Regions from separate parts of the Homo sapiens genome. Here regions 1, 2, 4 and 5 are each linked to region 3. A link is a contact called in ENCODE Hi-C or POLR2A ChIA-PET data. All regions are on one chromosome and are shown on one strand. Each heading gives the region's core, a stretch centred on a gene start or an enhancer-like site at or near the end of the contact. The rest is flanking DNA. Distances are from core to core; before and after follow the strand shown.

The links. A loop is a pair of places that touch in the nucleus more often than their neighbours do. ChIA-PET counts read pairs that join two places held with the same protein, here RNA polymerase II (POLR2A). Pooled maps may share reads with other maps.
Region 1: a pooled map shows a loop between it and region 3 (3-fold over the local background). The contact joins the enhancer-like site here to the promoter of LINC01973 in region 3. A Hi-C loop is called at or near these places in 1 of 37 single-sample maps with no recorded cell type and 4 of 50 pooled maps. POLR2A ChIA-PET finds 5 or more read pairs at or near these places in 2 of 52 experiments (activated CD4-positive, alpha-beta T cell and activated T-cell).
Region 2: a loop to region 3 is called in a pooled map, with 4 times the contacts of the local background. The contact joins the enhancer-like site here to the promoter of LINC01973 in region 3. A Hi-C loop is called at or near these places in 1 of 168 maps with a recorded cell type or tissue (naive thymus-derived CD4-positive, alpha-beta T cell), 3 of 37 single-sample maps with no recorded cell type and 9 of 50 pooled maps. POLR2A ChIA-PET finds 5 or more read pairs at or near these places in 1 of 52 experiments (activated CD4-positive, alpha-beta T cell).
Region 4: a loop to region 3 is called in a map with no recorded cell type, with 2.7 times the contacts of the local background. The contact joins the enhancer-like site here to the promoter of LINC01973 in region 3. A Hi-C loop is called at or near these places in 2 of 37 single-sample maps with no recorded cell type and 1 of 50 pooled maps. POLR2A ChIA-PET finds 5 or more read pairs at or near these places in 1 of 52 experiments (activated naive CD8-positive, alpha-beta T cell).
Region 5: a map of CD8-positive, alpha-beta T cell shows a loop between it and region 3 (4-fold over the local background). The contact joins the promoter of SOCS3 here to the promoter of LINC01973 in region 3. A Hi-C loop is called at or near these places in 2 of 168 maps with a recorded cell type or tissue (CD8-positive, alpha-beta T cell and naive thymus-derived CD4-positive, alpha-beta T cell) and 7 of 50 pooled maps.

Annotation. Positions count from the first base shown.
Region 1 is chr17:77,471,630-77,474,329 of GRCh38, reverse strand. All of the region lies in intron 3 of SEPTIN9 (septin 9), which reads right to left. Among named protein-coding and RNA genes, the nearest start is that of MIR4316, 76 kb to the right of the region's middle. RefSeq lists enhancers at 1-388, 1,074-1,779, 1,774-1,903, 2,264-2,403, 1,780-2,487 and 1 more. Within about 2 kb of position 1,414, at least 28 of the 41 ENCODE cell types and tissues checked have a DNase peak (open chromatin) inside an H3K27ac peak, as active enhancers do.
Region 2 is chr17:78,241,099-78,243,798 of GRCh38, reverse strand. No RefSeq gene overlaps it. Among named protein-coding and RNA genes, the nearest start is that of TMEM235, 11 kb to the right of the region's middle. RefSeq lists enhancers at 1,095-1,244, 1,255-1,384, 1,855-1,974 and a silencer at 2,135-2,184. Within about 2 kb of position 1,303, at least 4 of the 41 ENCODE cell types and tissues checked have a DNase peak (open chromatin) inside an H3K27ac peak, as active enhancers do.
Region 3 is chr17:77,882,663-77,885,362 of GRCh38, reverse strand. LINC01973 (long intergenic non-protein coding RNA 1973) reads left to right here and starts at 1,276. Exons shown (of 2, transcript NR_028337.1): 1 at 1,276-1,441; 2 at 1,825-2,700. RefSeq lists an enhancer at 2,439-2,700.
Region 4 is chr17:78,150,268-78,152,967 of GRCh38, reverse strand. The region is part of intron 2 of C17orf99 (chromosome 17 open reading frame 99); the gene reads right to left. Among named protein-coding and RNA genes, the nearest start is that of C17orf99, 5.2 kb to the right of the region's middle. RefSeq lists enhancers at 60-636, 637-1,214. Within about 2 kb of position 1,392, at least 4 of the 41 ENCODE cell types and tissues checked have a DNase peak (open chromatin) inside an H3K27ac peak, as active enhancers do.
Region 5 is chr17:78,358,627-78,361,326 of GRCh38, reverse strand. It overlaps SOCS3 (suppressor of cytokine signaling 3), which reads left to right and starts at 1,250. Exons shown (of 2, transcript NM_003955.5): 1 at 1,250-1,577; 2 at 2,144-2,700. The coding sequence starts at 2,232. It overlaps SOCS3-DT (SOCS3 divergent transcript), which reads right to left and starts at 879. Exons shown (of 5, transcript NR_110847.1): 1 at 554-879. RefSeq lists silencers at 349-398, 629-828, 889-1,198, 1,209-1,488, 1,899-2,138 and an enhancer at 1,246-1,894.

The DNA.
Region 1 (2,700 bases), core at 165-2,664, 410 kb after region 3:
CTCTCAGGCCTGCCTATGGCTCTCCCAGGACACAGATGCTTACTTGAGAAACCCTAGTGCACCAGGGGTCCCACAGCCAAAATAAAGAGGCAGAGCTGCCCTGGGGCCCCTGCCAAAGCTCCCAGGTAGATCTACCCAGCAGACACCAAAATGTCCATCCCTCATCTGAAAACTCCACCTCCAGGAGGCCGCCCCAGGTTGGGCTGACAAAATCCACAGAGACCTCAATGATGACTTCTCACTTCAGGTATGAGTGAGTGGGTGGAGGGAGAAGCTATTGTTAACTATTAACAGTTCAGGAAATGCAGGTAAAGGAAAGAGAATGGTAAGGCGACAGGGCTGGAAACTAGACACACGTGCAGAGGTGAGCAGACCTCAGAGAAAGAACTGCTCTGGAACAAGATGGTAAAGAAACTATAGACAATAATGGTAGACGATGATCCTGGGGTCCTAGTGGACCAGGACCATAACATTGATTCATTTGACAAGTATTTATTGAGTGTCTACTTCACAGTAACAAAAAGATGACACTACAGGCTTGAGAGTAGTCAGAATGAAAACAGTGGTGGCACATGGGAATTTGAAGTTCATTTATTTAAATGTTTATTAGCCGAGACTTCCGGACAGATTTGAAGCAGTCTTTAACATGTAAGGAATTCACAATCTGATACAGTAGTACAGGACATGTGTGTGCCACAAACCTCTGGTGAAAAGTAAAGACTCTCCCTAGAAAAGTATACATTGAAGACAGACAGACAGACACACACGTATTTTGAACGGTTCATCAAAGAATCCCTAGGCCCGTGGATCCCAGTTAAAAAAATAACTTGGCACTCTGGGAGGCCGAGGCGGGAGGATCGTTTGAGCCCAGGAGTTCAAGACCAGCCTGGGCAACGTAGCGAGACCCCATCCCTATAAAATGAAATAAAATAAAATGAGAATTAAAAAAAACAAACAAACTTGGTGTGATGAGAACTTACAGAATTTAATAGGGTTATCTCAGCATTACCTGCAGCACTCTCTAAACTTTTGACCACACACACAAAGTTCTGGGTTCTACAGCTAGAGAAGAGGGAGAGCAGGTTAAAAACAATTATTCAAGGTGGAAGATGAGTCTGAGAAACAAAGAGGTAAGAGGAGAAGACTGAGGCCAGCTGCTCTCCATCCCTGAGCTCCGGCAGGAGGAAGCTCTCAAGTGAGAACAAGTTGCTGTTTGCGGAGTGGACTCCAGAGCGGGTGGACAGAGACGATAAGGAATGTCATCCCTGGGGGGCTCTGAAAACAGGATATTTTCCCATCTCAACTCTGCTTTTCACTGCATTGTGTTCCTACTGACCTACCCAAGCTACTACAAACACTCCATAAATGTCACTGGGGACTTCCTGTTCTCTTCTAAAGATGGAAACACTGAATATAAATGACCAAATTGTGCAAATGTGTGTGGGTGGGGGATCAAGGACTGAATTTTTAAAATGCACACAGCTCATCTAATTTGTTAACTAACTCCAAATCAAATTACACTTCACACTTTGTATGGGACAGGAAGCGTCTCCTCAAAGCCTGGTTAGGACCTGGGATGCCGGAAATCTGAGACTCTGCCTTCCCCTCCTGAGACACTCTGAAACCCTGCTTAGAAATCGAGCACAATGGCTCTGGCCTCCCAGAGAAAGACACGGATTTGCAAAGGCAAAGAGCTGCATTTTTCTCCGAGCTGGAGCTCTTTCCGGTTTCCACTATGGGGCTTAAACAAAACTGCAGCTTTACAGTTCCCCTGTTGGTGTTTTCTCCTTCTTGGTGACTAACAAGGTGGAAGAGCCAACAAGAACCCTGTGTGCTCCTTTGCAGGACCTGGAAGGGACAGGTGGTGTGAGTCTGTCTCCATCCAGCCTCCTCTTTCATTCATTCAGGGGCCGAGGCGCCCCCGAGGCAGGGGGCGGGGGTCCCCACTTTTACTGCCGGCCAAGGTTCCTCCAGCTTTTCCCTCGCCAAACCCTTTCAAGCAAACCTCTCCTCTATTGTGGAGGAAGGAATCTCAAGCAGTTTTGCCTTTCTGCCAGCACGGTTTCAATTGGCCCCAGTCGGTAAAGTCAAATTTGGACAAGGTCCAAGGGCTCCTCACACCACCCGCCGCTTTCTGGAAGAGGCCCTCCTCTGTTCTTTCATTTGCAACCCACCACCTCCCTAGCCTGAGTTTTTTCACCCAGGCTCCGCGGCCTATTGAGACATCAATCTTGGGCCAGAGCAAGCTCTGACCTGCAAACCATCACCATTCACTTCCTAAAGAGCCACTCTCAGAACTTAGGCTGCAGGGAGGGCAGGCCAAGGATGAATCCTCTGACTTCTGGTGCGGTGTGTGGTGGGGGGGGCTATTTTATATTCTGTTTTCTGCTGCCCCCTTGCCTTGTCTCAGGCTCTGAAGTGGATCCACTGCAGAGGGAGGGTCAGGGAATGGCCCTGATGCCTTCCCCACCCCAAGGAACCTTCCAGCAGGAGCGGCCCCTACCTCAAAGCAACCCCAAGATCCAGCCCGTGCCAGCCCTCCAGCCATGTCCACAGTGGCCTGTCAACCAGAGATTCCTTTAGTTCCTGGCAAATCTGCAAACTTACAAAGAGAAAGAAAAGTTCCCCCGTGGGTGGGTGGACACTGGCCATCTGTCACAGGCTGGAATTTCCTCTTATCAGGGATGTCCCCTAAGCAGG
Region 2 (2,700 bases), core at 54-2,553, 360 kb before region 3:
CATCTGTACTAAAAGCACAAAAATCAGCAGGGCATGGTGGCAGGTGCCTGTAATCCCAGCTACTCAGGAGGCTGAGGCAGGAGAATCGCTTGAACCCGGGAAGCGGAGGTTGCGGTGAGCCGATATCACGCCATTGCACTCCAGCCTGGGTGACAAGAGCAAGACTCCGTCTCAAAAAAAAAAAAAAAAAGAAGGAAGCCAGTAACTCTAAGCCCCTGTAATTCCGTGTCTCCCTTACTGCCCTGTCTGGGGCAAGCACCAGCAAAAGTGCATTATATTGGTTATCCATTGCTGCATAACAAATGACCCCAAAACATACTGCCTTAAAGCAACAATCATTATTTCCCATAGCACTGTGGGTTAGGAATTGGAGAGTGAGCCGGGTGTGGTGGCTCACGCACACCTGTAGTCAATCCCAGCACTTTGGAACGCCGGGGCAGGTGGACTGCTTGAGCCCAGAAGTTTGAGACCAGCCTGGCCAACATGGTGCAACTCCGTCTCTACAAACACAAAAAGTAGCCAGGTGGCTGGATGTGGTGGCTCACGTCTGTAATCCCAGCACTTTAGGAGGCCGAGGCATGGGGTATCGCCTGAGGTCAGAAGTTGGAGATCAGCCTGGCCAACATGGTAAAACCCCATCTCTACTAAAAATACAAAAATCAGCCAGGCACGGTAGCACGCATCTGTAATCCCAGCTACTTGGGAGGCTGAGGCAGGAGAATCGCTTGAACTCGGGAGGCAGAGGTTGCAGTGAGCCAAGATCGCACCACTGCACTCCAGACTGGGCGACAGAGCAAAAACTCTGTCTCAAAAAAAACCAAAACCAAACAAACAAAAAAAGTAACCAGGCCTGGTGACTCACACCTGTGGTCCCAGCTACTCGAGAGGCTGAGGTGGGAGGATCACTTGAGCCCAGAAGGGCCATGCCTCAGTGAGCCGAGATGGAGCCACTGCTCTCCAGCCTAGGTGACAGAGTGAGACCCTGTCTCAAAAAAAAAGCGGGGGAGAGGCGGAATTTGGGAGTGGCTTACAGCTGGAAAGTTCTGGTTTGGAGTTTCTCACGAGGTTGCCGTCAAGACATCAGTGAGAACTGCATTATCTGAATAATCCTCTCGCAGGTGGTGTCCTCACACAGCTGACACGCTGCTGCTGCTGTTGGCGGAGGCCTCAGTCCTGTCCATGTGAGCATCTCCTCAGGGCTTCCTGAGTGTCTTCACAGTCTGATGACTTGCTTCCCCTAGGGTGAGCAGTCTGAGACCGAGGCAGAAGCTGCCTTTTTATGACCCCCTCACACGCTGGTACTTCCTACTTGACACCCAAGTCAGCGCTGACTCAGTGTGGTAAGGCCTACAGAGGCGTGAGCACCAGGAGATGAGGACAGATGGGGGCTCTCTTGCGGGCTGCCTACTGCATTTATAAATGCTGGTTGGGCATAGGGCCTGAGCTGATGAGAGGCCCCTGTCCTCACAGAGGTCAGGCCCCTGGCAGGGGCACCTACCAGGTGGTGCAGATAAACATGCCCGAGTGGGATGCCAGTGGGCCCAGGACCTGGCGGAGCTGGGCCATCCCTGGAGAAGGGGCTTTGCTGTGGCGAGAGGAGCAAGCGCCTTCGATGCTGGGGGAAGGGCCTCTGAGTCAGGGCTTGTTTCTGGCACGTGCACACGCTTGCTCACACACACACAGAACACCTCTGGATGGACAGACGTGCGCACAGCTGGTGACAGTGTTTACTCGCCTTTGTGCTATTTGTGGCACAAGGGCACGTGTTACCTATTTTGAAAAATTCTAAGAAAAAATTGAAGAAAGAGGCCCACGTGGGCCAGTGGATCCCACCGTGGGAACCACCATTGCAAGCGGTTTTGGTGCACAGGCTCTCTCCTCTTGCTGTAAACGACGCAGCACCATTTGAGCCTGATGTCATGTTGTCTATTCTGGGTGACCTTGAACCATGCACTGTCTCTTCCCTGGGAGGCACTCATCCGCCTCTTAATCACAGCTGCAAAGCCTGACACTCAGAGAACCATGAACACAGACAGAACCCTTGGGCCAATCACTGTGGAGACTAGCCAGAGAGTGAGGGAGTTAACTGGCCATTCAGAGGGTAAGGAACACTGACTGGCCAATCAGAGAGTGTGGGGCATCAACTGGCCAGAGTGGAGTCAACTAGCCAATCAGAGGGTGAGGGATGTGGCTGGCCAGTCAGAGTGAAGGAGTTGACTAGCCAATCAGAGCGTGAGGGAGTCCACTAACCAACCAGAGGGTGAGGGATGTGGCTGGCCAATGAGAGAGTGAAGAAGTTACCTGGCCTGGCTAAGTTCCACACGCCCCAGAACACGTGGAGGCAAGGTGGGCAGCTCTGTTCTGGAAGGGAAGGGTCAAGCAGCACACCCTCCCCACCACACACACTCTCCGGGAACGCTGGTGGTCCCAGCAGCCCCTCCCCGGTGTGTCTTCCCCAGTGTCCTATCCCCAGAGCCCAAGCACATCTGCCGTGAGAGGCCTGAAGTTAGGCTCACATCCCTGGCTTCCCAGCAAACCCCCAGGAGAAGCCTCATCAGCAGAAGTTGGGGGCCAGGAGGAGGAGAGGAAGAGTCCGCCACACCTTTCCTCCCAAGCTGAGAGGACATGCCCACGAAGCCAGCCCCCGTTTCCAAAACGGAGACCCAGGCCCCCCTCCCCACTCCCTGTGCTGATCTGGGA
Region 3 (2,700 bases), core at 27-2,526:
TCACCACCCACCCACCCACCCATCCATCCACCCATCCATCCAATCATCCACCCATCCATCCAACCACCTATCCACCCACCCTTTCACCCATCCACCCATCTATCTATCTATCCATCCATCCTCCATCCATCCATCCATTCATTTAACAAAAGAGACAATCTCCTGTCCCCTTTGGGAACACTGCCAAGTTTTCTCTGCCTTGCAGCTGGGTCGAGTTGACATTTGGCAGAAGGAGGTGGGTGGTACATTTTGCATCAGGGCCTAGGCCTGCCTCAGACACAGGTGTTCAGCTCCATGCCAGGACTAATGCTGGGCATGGAAAGCTGGAGAGGTGGCTTTGTGCCCAGGGCCGGTTGTAGCATCTTGGCATGTTTCTGTTCCCAAAGTCCCCAGTGGGCACAGGGACATTCAGCCATCTTCAGAGATAGCTACCATTTAAAGCAACAAGGAGATAGGACAACCATCACTTTCCCTGACTCCAGTGAGACCTGGAGGCTGTCCTGCAAGTGAGATGCCACCTTAAGCTCTTCATGAGCAGAGTTGCCCATAGCCCTTAGCTCACTGCAGGAAGCAACCAATGTGGCCCCCACATTAGTAGCCCTCAGAGCCAGACCAAGTTCAAAATTTGGTTAACAAACCTGTAGGCTTCTTCTTGTTTTCAAATGTCACAGAAAATCTTTTTGTGCTATTGTAGGAATGGAATCTCTCCTTCCTTCAGCCTCATCTGAGTTGAGGTGGGGAGAGTTGGACACAAAGTTCAAGGGGAGAGAACACTCAAAACAGCCCCCAGAAAGCCAAGGCAGGGGTTGGCACACCAAAATGACACAGAGACAGCTCCATGCCCTAATGGGTCGATCCCATCCTTCAATAACAGTGGGTGGCTGGGATCTTCTGCATTTCACGGGAGGCTCAGGGAGATGAAGCAACTTGCCTGAGGTGTCACAGGTGTAGGAAGGAGAGTAGGGGCAGATGGGGCCCAACTCCAGGTTTGCCTGGATGCAGAGCCACGCGTTCCCCCCGCCTCCTCCTTGATGGGTTCTCTCTGCACGCTTCAGGGTGCCCCCATGCTCTGCTCGGCCCCTGCAGCAGGAGGGCACAGAGCTCACTGCTGGCTGGTCTCCATGGCAACAGCTGACGAGTCTGCATCAGATGATGGCAGAGCTGCCTTGGAGCGCGAGCTTGGCTGTGACGGCAGGGACTTGGGAGGAGAGGAGCTGGAGGAGTGGGGGATGGGGCATGAGCTGGGGTGCCGGATGGGCTGCTCTCCCAGCAGCCATTTGGAAGATGCTTCCAGTCAAGTCTCAATCTCAGTCGGTCACTGGTCCATGTATATTTCATGGACATCTACCCTGTGCTGGGCACTGGGCAGACAACAGTCTACTGGACCCAGTCTCACTCTCAAGGGGACTGTAGTCCAAGAGAGAGGCAGGTAGATTATCAGGTAATTCCAGCTCACCACGATTGATGGGAAGGTAGGGAAAGTTTGGGATACATGCAAGGCCGTAGGAGAGGCACCCCACCGGGGCTTGGGGGCAGGAAAGTTTTCCAGGAGAGAGGGATATCTACGTGGCTTTCTGGCGGGGGGGGGGGGGTCGGGGAGAGAGAGAGAGGGAGAGAGGGAGAGAGAGAGAGATGAATGAGATCTGCCAGGAGTCCTCAGTGCCTGGAGCTCCAAGGGAGGAAGGCTAGGGAGGGAAGCCATGCTTGTCCTGGGGCCGAGATGAGGAGGAAGGGGAGGGTCTGCTCCAGGCCAGCCCTGGACAAGGGGATAAATTTTGTCTTCACCAGACACTGAATTGGTCATCCTCACCTCCCACCTTACAGATGAAGAAACTGAGGCTCAAAGAGCCACAGCGGGACGGAGGAGGTGGACCCGGCTCTGATGCAGGTGGCTGGTTCGATGGCAGACTCCCCTGTGCCGAGACTCCCAGACCAAATCCGGAGGTCCTGGAGTAGAGTGGGTGGGTCCGCCAGGGCATGGCCAGGCTGCCTGTCTCTGGAGACTCCCCCAAGGAAGTTTCTTGACCTTGAGGATGATAACGCAGGGCAGGCTCTTGAGGGCTGTGCAGGGACTCCCTGGAGAGCCCTGGGAAAAGCAGGTCCCCGCCTGCCTGGGCCTCTGCCTCTGCTGCAGGGGCCAGCACAGGTGTCAGGTCCCCACACATTTCATGTCCAGGCCATTTTCCCACTCTAGGGCCAAGGCTGGGCACTTCCCAGTCAGTGGCACAGCTGGTACTGTGGGGTCTCTCGCTCTGCAAAGGTTGGTTTCAATCCCAAGTGTCACTGCTGGAAACACTGGCCACCCCGGGACATGTGGTCTTGCCAGTCCTTCTGCAGGGCTCTGTTTCTTAGGTCCCAATCATCTGCAGGGAGCACTAGTCCGAGATCTTCCAAGATGCTGGGCAGGAACAAGCCTGCTATGCTCATTCCCAAAGGACTCCACATCTAGATAAATGAAGGCCTGGAAGGCTCTTTGGCTCTACACTAGCAAAACAGCTTACGTCACCCTGCCTAAAGAGACAGTCAGGAAATCCCCTTGTTCCTGGGCGAGGAGAAGCTGGCCCACACGGAGTGACGGCATTGAGCAGATACTACCCTTGGCTCGCTCATGGATGGGGCGGGGCCTGCTGACCTTGACAGCAATCAGGGGAGGGGGTTTGGAGGGAAGGGGTTAGCTGGTGAAGGTGAGGGAAAGGACTG
Region 4 (2,700 bases), core at 143-2,642, 270 kb before region 3:
TGGTATTACAGGTGCATGCCACCATGCTTGGCTAATTTTTGTATTTTTAATAGAGATGGGGTTTCACCATGTTGGCCAGGCTGGTCTACAACTCCTGACCTCAAGTGATCCACCCACCTCAGCCTTCCAAAGTGCTGGGATTATAGGCGTGAGCCACCCGCCTGGCCTATCATTTAATTCAAAATTCTTCTGCTTGTCTGGGTGTGGTGGCTCACTCCTATAATCCCAGAGCTTTTGGAGGCCTAGGCAGGGGGATCCCTTGAGCCCAGGAGTTTGAGACCAGCCTGGGCAAAAAAGCAAGATCCTGTCTCTAAGAAAAAAAAAAAAAAAATTGGCTGGGTGCAGTGGCTCATGCCTATAATCCTAACACTTTGGGAGGTCAAGGTGGGTGAATCACTTGAACTCAGAAGTTCGAGACCAGCCGGGCCAACATGGCAAAACCCCATCTCTACTAAAAATACAAAAATTAGCTGGGCATGGTGGCATGTGCCTGTAATCCCAGCTACTCAGCAGGTTGAGGTGGGAGGATCTCTTGAACCTGGAAGGTGGAGGCTGCAGCGAGCCAAGATTGCACCACTGCACTCCAGCCTGGGTGACAAAGTGAGACCCTGTCTCAAAAAAAAAAAAAAAAATTAAGCAGGCATGGTGGTATGCACCAGCTACTCAGGAGGCTGACATGGGAGGATGTTTGAGCCCAGGAGGTTGAGGCTTTAGTGAGCTGTAATCGCGCCACTGCACTCCAGCCTGGGTGACAGAGCGAGACCCTGTCTCAAAATAAGTAAGTAAATAAATAAATAAATAAATAAAATTCATCTGCTCTGCAAGAGCATTTAAATAATGGGATGGCACACTCAAAATTTGATAAAGTGACGACAGGGCTGCCCTCGGGACAGGAAGCTAAGCCAAGCCCAGGCTGGGCACGGGGTCACTGCAGGGAAACTGTGGAGGGCTCATGTCCAGGCCCGGACATGGTGCTGGTGCTCTGAGTGACTCCAAGGCCCTTCCAGATTGTGCTACCCCTCTCCAGACTGGTCTCTGTGACAACAGGAAGCTTAGAAATTCCAGTCCCAACCCTGGAGGTTGCAACTCATTAGACCTAGGGAGGGGCTCTGAGATCTGACTTTGAATAAGCCGCCGTCCGTTAAGGGTTGAATTATGTCCTCCAAAAAGATAGGTTCCAATGGTGACTCCCAGGACCTGCCCATGGGAACATATTTGGAAATCAGGTTTTTACAGATGGCTCCCCCTCTCTCATGTTAAATATTAACTCCAGTAATTCATGCTGGATTAGGGTGGGGCCTGAGGAGAAGAGGAAAGGAGACTCAGACACACACCGGGAGAATGGCATGAGGGAGGCAACCCCCAGAAACCAGGACAGGAGCCAGGAGCAGGTGCTCCCGCGGGGCCTTGGGAGGACCCAGCCCTGCAGACTCTGAGTCTTGGAATGCAGCTTCCAGCACTGTCAGAGAATGTGTTTCCTTCCTTGTTGGTGTTGTTTTTTGGTTGTCTTTTGTCTTTTGCTTTTTTTTTTTTTTTTTTTTTTTGAGACAGAGTCTTGCTCTGTCGCTCAGGCTGGAGTGCAGTGGCACGATCTCGGCTCACTGCAACCTCCGCCTCTGGTTTCAAGCGATTCTTGTGCTTCAGCCTCCTGAGTAGCTGGGATTACAGGCACACACCACCATACCTGGCTGATTGTTGCATTTTTAGTAGAGACAGGGTTTCCGCATGTTGGCCAGGCTGGTCTGGAACATCTGACCTTAGGTGATCCGCCCACCTCGGCCTCCCAAAGTGCTGGGATTATGGGCCTGAGCCATTGTGCCTGGCCTTGTTTGTTTTTGTTTTTGTGAGACAGAGTCTCACTCTGTCGCCCAGGCTGCAGTGCAGTGGTGCCATCCAGGCTCACTGCAACCTCCGCCTCCCGGGTTCAAGCGATTCTCCTGCCTCAGCCTCCTGAGTAGCTGGGATTACAGGCGCCTGCCACCAAGCCTGGCTAATGTTTGTATTTTTAATAGAAATGGGGTTTCACCATGTTGGCCAGGCTGGTCTTAAACTCCTGACCTCAAGTGATCCGCCTACCTCGGCCTCCCAAAGTGCTCGATTACAGACGTGAGCCACTGTGTCCGGCCTCCTCTGTGCCGTTTGGAGTGTAGGCTCAGCCGGAATCAAAATCCCCTGTATCCTCAACCTTCCAACCAACACCCTCCATCCTCTACATCTAATGGAAACCAGATCCCTCCTTCCCAGAGCCCTGTCTACCCCTTCAGGTGTCCCAGGCGATGTGGATCCCGGCAGCCTTCATGTCATGGGGCTAGGACAAAGGGGGACAACACCTTCTTGACATTTCCCCTTCCCTAAACTTTTCTCCCCTCTCCTTGCTAAACAGCAGTTATGTCTTCAGATACATTCCACTCTGTCTTCTGGGTTACAATTATCTACCAACACCTATCCCTCCTTGAAGATGCCTGTCCATGGTTCCTACCATGCTTAATGCTATACTTGCCAGAATTCTTGGGGATTTCAAAACACACTGGCACAGTGGCTCATACCTGTAACCCCCGCACTTCGGGAGGCTAAAGAGGGAGGATTGCTTGAGGCCAGGAGTTCAAGACCAGCTGGGCAAAATAGGAAGACCCAATTGCTACAAAAAAATTTGAAATATTAGGCCAGGCAGGGTGGCTCATGCCTGTAATCCCAGCACTT
Region 5 (2,700 bases), core at 1-2,500, 480 kb before region 3:
CAAACTATCTACGTCAGTGCCAACGTGACCAGCAGCAAACCAATCTTTCACCTCAATCACTTCCTCTCCTCCCCTCTACCCCCTCCCCGCCAGTGATCAAGTCCTCCCCCACCCCAAGAGAGGCAGGGGGTCACATTCCAGGGGGTGTGGGCCATCTGGCAGTAGCCTGAACCCCGGAAAACTGCTTTCCGGAAATTCTCTCCTGCTAGAATTTTATTCCCAGGTCTGACCCCAGCCTGGGGTGTGAATGCCCCCTTCTCGGCCACCTTTCCAGCTCCGGAGACAGCCATTCCCGCAGATCCCTGGCGTGCCTATTCCAAGGCCTGGGCCGCGCAGCACCAAACTGCCCTCCCCTAGGAGACCCCAGGGCGCCCTCTGGCGGACGCGGGCCGTAGGTTGGGGCCATCGTTCCACCTCGAGCTCTCCAGCCCGGCCGAGAGCACCTGGCCCAACCCACACCGGACCAACCAGGTTTGCAGACCCCAGTGCATGAAAGCGTTTTCATAGGGGAGGGGAGGGGGGCTCCACACTCGCGTCAGGGTTGGCAAAGAACCTGGCAGTGGGCCGAGGCTGGGTAGCTGCCACGAAGGGGCGTCCCCTGCAGCCCTGGGTCTCCCCTCTGGAATCTGCCCGCAGGTGACTGTCGCACGTCTCCAACCTCCGGCTCCCGGGTCTGACCCCAGCCCCGCTGCCTGGCTGTGGGGTAGCCCCACTTCCCTTTCGGCTGGCCCGGGCCGCCTGACCCGCAGTTGGGCCCTCGGGGAGGCCCGGGTGGCGGCGAGGGGGTGTCCCCGCGGGGTCCGGGAAAAGGGGAAGGGGAACCGGGAGGCTCTCCAGGTCGGCCTCCTAGAACTGCCCGCTCTCCCGAAGCGGCGCCCCCGCCTCTGCCAGAAATCAGCCTTCTTAGAAGGGAGGGGGGTGGGGGGAAAGTGTGAATGAGAAGTTGGGGGCGGAGCGCGCGGCGGGGAGGGGCCGCTGCCAGGAACGCGCCGCCGGGGCTGGCGCCGCGCCCACCGGCCGCCTCGGCCGCCTCTCGTCGCGCTTTGTCTCCGCGCGCGTCCCTCCCGGTCCCTGCCCCTGCTCGCGGCCCGCCCTCGGCGCCCGCGGCCCCTCCCTCACCCTCCGCGCTCAGCCTTTCTCTGCTGCGAGTAGTGACTAAACATTACAAGAAGGCCGGCCGCGCAGTTCCAGGAATCGGGGGGCGGGGCGCGGCGGCCGCCTATATACCCGCGAGCGCGGCCTCCGCGGCGGCTCCGACTTGGACTCCCTGCTCCGCTGCTGCCGCTTCGGCCCCGCACGCAGCCAGCCGCCAGCCGCCCGCCCGGCCCAGCTCCCGCCGCGGCCCCTTGCCGCGGTCCCTCTCCTGGTCCCCTCCCGGTTGGTCCGGGGGTGCGCAGGGGGCAGGGCGGGCGCCCAGGGGAAGCTCGAGGGACGCGCGCGCGAAGGCTCCTTTGTGGACTTCACGGCCGCCAACATCTGGGCGCAGCGCGGGCCACCGCTGGCCGTCTCGCCGCCGCGTCGCCTTGGGGACCCGAGGGGGCTCAGCCCCAAGGACGGAGACTTCGATTCGGGACCAGGTAGGAAGGAGGAGCGCGGCGTGGGGAGGGGTCTCGCTCAGTCCCGGGAGCTTTTCCCGGTTTCCCCTCCCCTTCCCGGGTCATTCCCGGCAGGGAGGTGACGAGGTAGGGGCAGAGCGGATGGAAGCCGGAGATCCCAGGTTCCCGGAATACTCCGGCTGGGGCCTTCGGGCTTCTCCTGTCCCCTCCCTACCCCCGTGCCTCGGGTTTCTCCCTCCGTCCACACCGCCCGGGGCTACTGGACTGAGCGGCGCCCAGGCAGTCCCGGGGGCCCTTCTCCTGCTCCCCACCCGGCCACACTCCTGGAGACCTAACTTCCGCGCGCGAGTTTCCCACGCTGCGCCCTTGCAGTGCGCGCCTGGGAAGGGGCTGCCCGGGGCCACCCTGCCGGCAGGGGCGGGAGCCGTGCGGGCTCCGTGAGGCGCCTGGATCGGAGCGCGGGCCCAGGAGAGGGCCCCCGGGGCAGTGGGTGCCCCAGTCGCTCGGCGAAGGCAGGGGAGCCGGGGCGGGCCGGGCGCGCTGGAGGGTTCCGGGCACTCAACGCGCTCGCGCCTTCCTCTCCGCAGCCCCCCGGGATGCGGTAGCGGCCGCTGTGCGGAGGCCGCGAAGCAGCTGCAGCCGCCGCCGCGCAGATCCACGCTGGCTCCGTGCGCCATGGTCACCCACAGCAAGTTTCCCGCCGCCGGGATGAGCCGCCCCCTGGACACCAGCCTGCGCCTCAAGACCTTCAGCTCCAAGAGCGAGTACCAGCTGGTGGTGAACGCAGTGCGCAAGCTGCAGGAGAGCGGCTTCTACTGGAGCGCAGTGACCGGCGGCGAGGCGAACCTGCTGCTCAGTGCCGAGCCCGCCGGCACCTTTCTGATCCGCGACAGCTCGGACCAGCGCCACTTCTTCACGCTCAGCGTCAAGACCCAGTCTGGGACCAAGAACCTGCGCATCCAGTGTGAGGGGGGCAGCTTCTCTCTGCAGAGCGATCCCCGGAGCACGCAGCCCGTGCCCCGCTTCGACTGCGTGCTCAAGCTGGTGCACCACTACATGCCGCCCCCTGGAGCCCCCTCCTTCCCCTCGCCACCTACTGAACCCTCCTCCGAGGTGCCCGAGCAGCCGTCTGCCCAGCCACTCC